Regions from separate parts of the Homo sapiens genome. Here region 1 is linked to region 2. A link is a loop called in an ENCODE intact Hi-C map of the cell type or tissue named here. Cell type or tissue: heart right ventricle. All regions are shown on one strand.

Region 1 (5,000 bases), 88 kb after region 2:
AATTTGAGGAGGTGGCAAGAATGAACTACAGTTGGCCGGCCTTTGATGCAGCAGCTCTCCACTTGCTAGGGAGCGCCAGTGTGAGGGTTAGGGGAGAGAAGGCTGCAGCCCCAGCACCCGTCCCAGGAGTGGTTCTGCGGAGTGCCACACATGGTAACCCTCCACCACTATGAAGCGAAGGGTCAAGACTGCTGCCTTAAGCAAGCTGGGGAACCGAGATGCCTGGCATGGAGCCAGACTCCAGGGTGAACTTGGGCCTATCAGTTAACCTCTCTGAGCTTCTGTTGTGTCATCTGTAAAGTTAAAATAATTACTTCACAAGGCTGCTGTGAGGAAGTGCAGGTAAAAAGCCAGAGCCCAGCACTTGGCACCCAACTGACGCTCAAAAGTGTTTGCTTGTACCTTTCATAATCCTTGCCCTGCCCACATCATGGGATTGTTGGAAGGATCAAAAAAGTGCTTTGTGAACGGCAAGGTATATACAAATGGGAAGTACTGAAATGTTAGAACAGGGGTCTGCAAATTTTTTCTATGAAAAACCAGATAGTAACTATTTTAGGCTTTGTGGGCCATATATTCTGTTGCAACTACTGAATTCTGCCAGTGTAGCAGGAAAGCAGCCATAGACAATAGGTACATAGACAAGAGTGACTGCACCAGTAAAACTTGATGTATAAACACAGGAAGCATGCCTGCATTAGCCTATGGGCCATAGTCTGCCGCCCCCTGTGTTAGAAGTTGGGAGTAGGGCATGGATGTACTGGGAACTCCAGTCCTCATAAGCCCCACGTCCCAGCAGGAAACTTGTAACTGAGAAAAGAGTGTAAGAGTTGCCTCCTACCCACTTGCCAGCATTTTGTGAGTCTACAGAGCTGACCTGGGAAGGATTCGACCAGGGTCAAAAAGTTCAGTCACTTGCCCAGGCAGGAACCACATGGGATGACACAGCCAAATGCCCACAGAGTAAGGCGGGTAATAAAAATGACTGACGGCTCTGGGTGCAGCCCCGGTCTATCTTTTATTTTCCCACTTTTAATTGAGGTATGTGGAGAAGTATTCCTCTGCCATAAGAAAACAGCAGTGTAAACACGATAATAAATAGCAAGTAATACTCAAAGTCAGAGAGTAATAGAGAGTGGTGAAGACTGAGGTGAATGGGACAGATGTCAAGGGGCATGGGGAGCTGCTACTCAACTCCCACTGAATGCTGCCAACTGGGAATTAGGGACAAATGTTAACCTATCTTCCACTTTTAAAGACAAACTGTAAACTCAGATTTTCTTGCAAAATATCTTGATGGTCTTAAATATTGGATCAATTCAAACAAACAAACATTATACAGGCCAAAGAAAACAGATCTAGAACATCTAGGGAGATCATGTTATACATCGAAGCCTCCAGACCCCTAGAAACAAAAGCTTCGAGGCCTGTTCTGGAGAATGCAGGGCTGTGCAAGGAAAGGTTTCTTGGGGAAAAGCCTGGGAGTTTTCTATATCTAGGGTTTCTTAAACTCAGCACTGATAATTCTCCGTTGTGGGGGACTGTCCTCTGCATTGTAGGGTGTTTAGCAGTATCCCAGGCCTCTACCCACTAATGCCAGTGGCACCTCCCTCCCCAAGGCAACCAAAAGTGTCTCCAGACGTTGCCTAATGTCCCCTGAGGGGCAAAATCCCCTGAGTTGAGAACCACTGGGTTAACCCTTCCAGGGACAGAGGCAGGAGGCCATGAGAGGACAGCCCTGAGATGCAGCGGCCAAGTGATTGCACTTCAGCAGCCGATTAGTGGGCAAATGCTTTTAAATTAGCAAATTTTAATTTAGACCTAAACCTCCATTACTGCTCAAGGCTTAAGGAAAATTGGTGACCATTTAAAATTACTAATTGAAGCCTGTGGGGAGTCAGTGGAGGGTGAAAAGCAGAAATGGTCTGGATAATGAAGCGGGCTGGAAGATCAGGGTGGAGGGGCAAGAAAGGTGGGGCAACAGCTGGCGACAGACTGACGAGGAGCTGCGGCTGGCTGGGAATCAGGAGACTTGTCAGGGATCCTGGCTGCCATGCCCTGGAAACAGCTTGGCAGCAGCAGCAACACCAAAGGACCTGAGGGGAGATGAGTATCCAGGGCTTTGAAGGTAATCCCAGCGGTCTGGAGCTGGAGCCCAACCCATTTCCATGGGGAACCTGCTATGGCAGGGACAGAGGCAGGAGAACAAGTCCTCAAATAGGGAGGCCAGTGGGCATTTTCCTAAAGTATTAAAGCACTTTGGTGCTGTGCTTTACAAAACTGTTTGAGTGGCTGAATTGATTCTTCTCTCTCATTAGACTCAGAAAACCTCAGAAAAAAAATAAATGCAGATTTCTCCTCAGACTGATGGCTAAAGATCTAAATGTCTTCAGAGTTCAGCTCCGCCTTCAGGCACTGGAGGCCTGAAAAACATGGAGGAAGAGATGCAGGGATTTGAGAGAGAGATGCTCCTGGTGGAGGTGGTGAGGGGCCTGAAGGCAGTGGCAGGAGCGTCTTGGAGAAGGAGGATGGGGCTGAGGAGGGCCCTCAGGAAGAAAAAGTAAGGGCTGAGGGAAGTCAATAGTCAGTCAGGTGGGGACACTTGGGGCTCTGGATGTCAGGCAGGAGTTGGAGGAGGACATCCTGATAGAAGAAGCTGTGGTCTCAAGCTTCCTCTTGTTTTGATCTTAAGTGAACCCCCAGTAAATCAAGGTTTCTCTATTTTAGTTTGTTGCATGGATCTTAAAGTCAAAAGGATACAGCTGAAGCCAGAAACATCCCTGAGGTCCTTGCTGCTGGCCACCAAGGGCCTCCCGGGGAGAGGGGAGGTGGGGACTAGTCTCAGGCCTGGCCGTGTTCTGGGGCCTCTGCTGCCTGCAGTCTGGGGTAGATGAAAGCCCACCTTCTAGCCCTCTAATCAAGCAGGGCAGTAACCAGCACTCCCACTTTTGGATTAAAAAAATGGAGACATGGAGAAGTAGTGACTCACTCAAGGCCACCCAGCCAGGAAGTTGCAGGTCAAGGTAGGCACCCAGGGCTCGCATTCTTAGTTCAGGGTCCTTTGCACATTCCACATTGCTGGTTTTAAGAAAGAAGGGCCTGTGGATGCAGAGTTAAATGAGAAGAGAAAGCCTGAGTTCAGGATTACCTGTGGGGAGTGGCTTGGACTGTATTGGGGTCTCTCTGGTTTGCCTGGTACACTTAGCAAGAGAACACAAGCACTGCTCTGAATGTGAACTGACAAGCCCTGCACCCACCACCCACCCACCTCAGCCTCCACCACACACTCACTGACCTTATTTCCCTTTGACAAGGCACGCATGGTCTTCAATAATGCAGGCCCCCACCTAACACAGAAGATGCCTGTCACCCAAAAATAACTTGAAAAGCAGACAGAGGCAAGCAGATAAGCATTCAAAATCATTTATTTATAGCACAGAACACAAAGCCGTCAAAGAGACTTCAGGCAAGCGACAGCCACAGCACCCTTTGCAGGGCAGCTGAGGGAAAATGTGTCTCCAGATCTGGCCTGCCCAGGGTGGGTATGCTGAGAAGTGGAGGACGGAGCAAAGTATAAGGGTGAGGAGGGGAGAGAAGGAGCAAACACCAAGACCTCAGCCGAGTAGTAGATTCGAGAGCCTCAGCAGGAGATTTTTGGGAGACACAGAGATCCCCATCACTAGGGGGTTTATGCAGAAGCTGGGACCCCATAGGCTGTGTTGGTAGAATTTCTGCATGGGTTTGGAGATTTGGGAGGATCAGTGCTTTGTAACTCTGGTTATAGCTGAGAAAGACAACTTTTTGCTGGCTCATGCTCCATTCCTTCTGGGGAAAGTGGCACCTGTGGCTCTGTAACCCTCGGGTCCATGGCGTGGAAGTCAGTCTACATTCTAGATCAGACACTGCACTGACAACCTGTAAGTCCCCTTTCGACTCTGAGAATCTGCAATTCTGGAATGTTCTAGCCTAGTGCCACAGTCTTTAGAAAAGAAACATCAAAAAATTGTGTCACATAAACAATTACTTCTGCGGAACAAAAGGGATGAGAATCTAGAGAATTTCAGACTTATAGAACAGAATTATTTCTGCAGAAATTTCAATAATAAAGGTGCTTGTATAGCTTTATGTGTGTATTTTGTTATTGAAAGCCAAAGGTACACACTGATCAAAACTGACAACTTCAAACTTAAATGTCACTGAATCCTGAACAAAACATACATCCAGACCCAAGTCAACAAGATTCTATCTAGACCATCAAAGGAAATGGCAGCCTGGCTCCCAGCCACAGATGGTCAGCAGATGCTTGCCAGGCCATGAACTGGCTAGCCACTGAGGCAGAACAGCTCTACGATTCTGCACCATTCACCACCAATTTCTTCCCTCACTTAAGATGTCACTAGTCATGTTGCTCCTGAGGGCAATTGAGGTAAAACCAATAGTGGCCTGTGAAAGCAAATTGTAATCCCTCATTGATCAATTATGTGACATCTAACTCAACCCATGAAAACTTGCAGTGGGAGAGCCAGAACTCTGCAAGGGTGAGCACTGAATTTTTGCCTTGGCCTGCCTGCAGCAAGTCTATGTCAAGGATTCTCTGTATGCCAGGAAATCAGCGGGAGTAAAAGACAGACTTTTTCTCAAGGAATTGAAATCTCCTTGGGGAAGAAAGATGATTAGGTTACTCCTTTCTCCCTGCATTAAAAAAATAAATTTATTTTGAAATAACTTCTAACTTACTGCAAAGTTGTAAGTATGTAGGTACAGTGCCATATCCCATCACCCAGATTCCCTCATTGTTATTAGCTCTCTGCATTTTCTTTATGCATGTGTGTGTGCTGATTTATTTACCTGTGTTTATCTATACCCATTACCACCAGTCATTTTCTAAACCATTTGAAACAGCTGTAGACATGATGTCCTATCACTCCTAAATACCCCAATGTGTGTTTCCTCCAAACAAGGACCTTCTCCACATAACCACCACACAACCCCACCAATCA
Region 2 (5,000 bases):
CTGGGTATCTCTCTAGATTTCAGTGATGTATAAAACAGTCAATATGAGAATAAAAAGAACACAATGGAAAGTGTGCTATAAGAAAAGGGCTCACCATTCTTTATCTCCATTGGTATAATGAGGGCTTAGTTACTCATTCAACAGATATTTATTGAACACCTACTCTAGCCTGGCAGATAGTAGAAATCTACGGCAAGCAGGATCTACATCAGAGCTATTTGGTATAATCCTGCTTCCACACCAATTCTGGGTCTCTCAAGATTTCCCAATTTGTCAGCCTGACAGTTAAAAATATTCTTCTTCCTGTGGGTATAAACTCATTTTCTTCTTGATTCTGAGGATCACCTATCTTTATCCAGTAACAATCTCCAATTAATAGAGCCCTGCTGGACCTCTAAGTTCCTGCCATCTGAGCAGTAGAGACAAAAGCAAAGCTGCCACTAACCCAAATCACAAACTAAAAACCCATCCCCCATAAGCCTTGCTTAGGGATGCTCTAGCAGTCTGGATGGAGGGTGCTTTCCACCAGGGCCCCTACACTTGCATGTTCTCAGAAGGCAGGCAGGGAAGGAAGGAGAAAGAGAGGGAGGGAGGGAGGGAGTGAGAAGGAAGGAAGGAAGGAAGGAGGGAAGGAAGGAAGGAAAGAAGGAAGGAAGGAGGGAGGAAAGGAGGGAGGGAAAGAAGGAAAGAAGGAAGGAGGGAAGGAAGGAGGGAGGGAGGGAGTGAGGGAAGGAAGGAAGGGGGAAAGAAGGAAGAAAGGAGGGAAGGAGGGAAGGAAGGAGGGAAAGAAGGAAGAAAGGAGGGTGGGAGGGAAGGAAGGAAGGAAGGAGGGAAAGAAGGAAGCCTTCTTTATTCCTGGCTCAGACCTCTGCTCACACTCCTAATTGTGATTCCTATGAAGTGAAGATGCTCAGAGCACCTGGCTTTTCTTTCCTACAATAGTGTCTCATTTATCTTCCCTGTCTGAGGTAAACATCTGTTGAACCAAATTGACAACAATAGGGGAGGTGTTATTGACATGGGGCAGGGTGCTTTGTGTATCCAGATGCTTAGAAGCCTAGTCCTGGGCAATTTTCCTGGATGATGGGGAAGAAATAGCCAAGGGGGGCAGGCTGTGTGATGGGCCACATGGAATTCTTAGTTACACAGCCCCTTGGTTCTTGCTGCTCCCCTTTGTGCTTGTCACTTTCCATTTGCCTTCCCTTTGTCTCAAGTCAATTCATATTACTCTTCCTATTGAGGCATGATGTTACCTGGTACCATTCCAATTCTGAAGCTGCCTGCATATTAATCTTGACAATGCACCTGTGGTTTCACTCATTCTTATTTTAGCTGCTAATCCAAACAGTCCCATCTGTGCTCTGTATCACCTTGCTTATATCAGAAGAAGAGTTGGGAGCAGGACATACTGATTCACACTTCCATTGACCATGGGCCAAGGTAAGCAATTTGTCAGGCATTTGATATGCTGGTAAGGGAGGCCACAAAATTGGTGCTCTGGGCCCACAGGAGTTTTACCTTTTGAGGCTACCTGGTTCCTTGGTCCCTCTAAGGGAATGTTTTCCAAGTGCTCACCTTGTGTCAGGGGTCTATTCACAGCTGACAGGGACCTGGCATCTGCCCCTTTGCACCCTTTTCTTGGAAAGTGTTTCTCAGTGGAAACATGGAATATCTAAGTGTGCACTTCCTGGAATGAGGGTGGAGGGTGGAGCAGGGCTTCCACAGACTCAGTGAATGTGAGTGTCTGGGAGTGGGGTACAAGTCTCTGATTTAACAAGCTCCCTAGGTAATTCTGATGCGATCCAAGTTTGACAACCACTTTGTTGAAAGCACTGATGCAGCATGATGAAGACCAGAGACTTCCCAATCTCAGCACTCTCGACATTTGGGGCTAGCAACTTTTCTTGTGGCGGGGGTTGGGGGGCTGTTAATGTAGAATGTTTAGCAGTGTTTCTGGCTCCTATCCACTAGAAGCCAGTATAGCAATCCCTCCCATAGTTATAATAGCCAAAACTATTTCCAGACATTGTCAAGGGTCCCTTGTGGGGCAAAACCACCCTCAGTTGAGAGCCACTGATGTAGAGGAGAGAGCAGAGAAGTTACAGTCAGACAAAAAGAGATTCAAATCTGGTCTCTCACTGACTCGCTGCAAAACTTCAGGCAATTTACTGCACCTCCCTAAGCCTCAGTTTCCTCATCTGTAATTTGAAGAAAATAATAATACCAACTTACAGGATTGCTGGGATTTCCAGTCAGTGATCAGCAAAGATAAATGTCTGTCTTCTCTGTTGGAGAGGATGGCAGCTCTGGATGACTGCATGATTGGGGGTTAGGTTGAAGGGCAGGAAACCTCTCCCTTCTGGGGACTAGGAGGCATCTGTGGGTGGCATAGAAGAGTTCATAAGCAAAAAGTGAATGCAGTTGTAGTCTTTGGGGGGAATCACGGAGGCCAGAGTGAAGAGGCAAAGCCAAAGGAACCTCGGATGTACCCAGGTGCCCACTGCTGACCTCCCTTCTCACTGGCTCTGGGGGTGGCAGCCATAAACCATCTCACTGCCTAAGTGTGCTCTGCAGCCTCACAATTTCTGTGACTCTGTAGCCTGCTGTGTGCCTCCCAAGTTACTGATGGACCTGCCAGCCTTGAGCGTCTGCCTGTGTTCCTTCTGCCCCATCCTCCCCCTGCCCAGCTGGGGCCACACAGCTTCAGACCCCAGGGTTCCTGAAGCCCCTGCCCCTGCCAGCCTGCAGTCTGTGGGGCACAGGAAGGCTGCATTGTCAGAAGTGTATTTTTAGCTTGCCTCCTGCTCTGAGCTGCCCCAGCCTCCTGATGCCTATTTTTAGCACCCAGCTGCATCTCCATGTTCAATGGGAAGGTGGAGAATGGCTCCTGACTGGCATGTTTCTTTGCTAGTCCAGCCAAGTTGGCACAGCTTCAGGCAAGATAATTAAGTAGTAAACTCTAGATTTCACAGTTCGAGCTTCACTGAGCCTATGGGGATCACCATTCAGGAGAGTTCATTTTCCCTGCACAAGATTTGAAAACCCTCTGACACCATAATGCCCCAAGTCTAAGCTTCCAGGAAATATTAAATAGCCAAGGAGAGAGATAGAGGAAGAAATGAAGGCTGAGACAAAGAGACCCAGAGAGCACAGAGGAGAGAGAGAGGAACTAAAAACAGAGACAAACTGACAAAGACCAAAGCAGAGAGAGATACTAAGAAAGGTTTAGTGATGGGTACACAGAGACAGAGGCACAGACCAAAAGAGAGCAGAATAAAAGAAAAGGAGAGAGAAGAGAGGACAGCCCCAACAGTTAATGCTTAGGGGAAACTTCCAGTGTGCCAGGCGGGGACCAGATCTCGTTATATACATTCTCTTTATGGTTTTACGCCCATAACACTTGATTGTCAGTATCATTTCTTAAGGGGGGGAAGGTGAGTAATTAAGTATCTTGCCCAGGATTACACTGGGATTGAGTGGTAGAGCAGGACTTGAGCCCATGCCTGACTTCAGAGCTCGCACTCAGACAGTGTGTGCAGCAGATGGCATGGCCACACATAGGAACCAGCAGAACCAGAATGGGGGATAGGGACAAGTACCTACTGCCACTGCAGAGACTGCTGAACCGTTTGAGGCTAATACCTTGTCTGTTTCCCTGGGAAGACAGCTCCAAAATGACACTATTGATCGAGGTGTCAATGCTGAATTACAACATTTCCCAAAATGTGTGTCATGCTGATAAGGTCCCTGTGCCACAGTCAAGGCTGCCAGACGTGCTTCATGCCAGAAACCACAGCGATCGCAGCCCAGCTGTTTTCACTGTTTGAAAATACCATCTCCCACCATGTCATTAAGCTAATTGAACAGGCCAACTTTTCTCAGGAAGGCGGTGATGGCAGGGGAGCAGGTAATAATAACTTTGGATTTGGCAATTGTCATTCACATCCTGACCGACCTCTGCCACCGTTCTTTTCTGGAACTACTAGATCCACCAGCCCCTGCCAAGGGCAGGGATGATAAATGCTATGCATGGGGAAGAATTATTCTTGCTAATGATCTCCGCCTTAGAAAACCTCAGCCCCTGATGAGACCCTCAGTTCATCTTTCTACATTTGTTGAGGCTTCAACCAACAGAGGCAACAAGAAAGCCATTTCCAGCAACAAGGGCCTGCCTGTGTCGACAGCAATCGTAAGTCATCCCTTCTGCTACTGGCTCTCACCCCTCCCACCCCCATGCAGCCATCCATCTCTATAAATCTCCTGAGCAGGTAGAAATTTATATAGGAACTGAGGCTGCCCCTGTCTGTTGGCCCCTCTGATTACCTCTGACACTTCCAGGAAGAGAACCATGGGATTATTATACTATATTATATTATAATATATTCCTAAATCAGAATCTATTAATAGGTTGGTGCTTCATAGGGAGATGTATACTGGGGGAGCAGAGAATGGAGACTGGATTCCCCACTTGTCCAAAGATGTGTTGGGGGACAGAGAATGTGGGGATCATTTTTGAGACCTGATGGGCTGGCAAAACAGCATTGTCATTTTTTGCTATCTTGGGACTCTTTGCAGACTTGCTTTCTCTTTTGAAAGGGGCAGATGCTTTCTAGAACACCTGCTCTTAGTGGGGTGACAGGGTACGTGGGAAGGCAGGATATGTGAATGCAGCAAACCAGTTGTTGAAATATTAAGCCACTTCCATGCTAGTTGGTAAATCGTATAAGTTATTGAGCCACCATTTGATGTTGAGCCGCCATTTGATGCTGCCCAGAGGTGGCCACAGTGGTGGATAATGAGGTCTGGGAACAGCGGGGAGCAGATCTGGGGACCTTGGGCCACTGCTGAGCTTACTGAGATCAATCATGGGGGTGTACACAGCCTTCGCCCCCTTCTCCAACGTAGCCCATTGTTGATGAGACATGGAAGAGGGCATAGGGTAGGCAGGGTTGGTGGTGGCATTGTTGGGGGACCTAAGACAGGTCCTCAGATTTAGGTCA

Evidence for each region. Hi-C counts contacts between places; a loop is a spot of excess contacts. Peaks named below come from ENCODE experiments on the same cell type or tissue, not always from the same donor. Only the 100,000 strongest peaks of a DNase experiment are listed, where the experiment ranks them.
Region 1: a loop joins it to region 2, with 4 times the contacts of the local background. A loop is called at or near these places in 6 of 110 quality-filtered maps.

What each region holds. Positions count from the first base shown.
Region 1 is chr1:112,054,975-112,059,974 of GRCh38, reverse strand. No RefSeq gene overlaps it. Among named protein-coding and RNA genes, the nearest start is that of LINC01750, 67 kb to the right of the region's middle. RefSeq lists a silencer at 3,302-3,502. In heart right ventricle, no CTCF peak of the experiment used is centred here; no DNase peak of the experiment used is centred here; H3K27ac peaks cover 1,732 bases.
Region 2 is chr1:112,142,788-112,147,787 of GRCh38, reverse strand. No RefSeq gene overlaps it. Among named protein-coding and RNA genes, the nearest start is that of LINC01750, 150 kb to the right of the region's middle. In heart right ventricle, no CTCF peak of the experiment used is centred here; a DNase peak (open chromatin) is centred at 2,807; H3K27ac peaks cover 1,471 bases.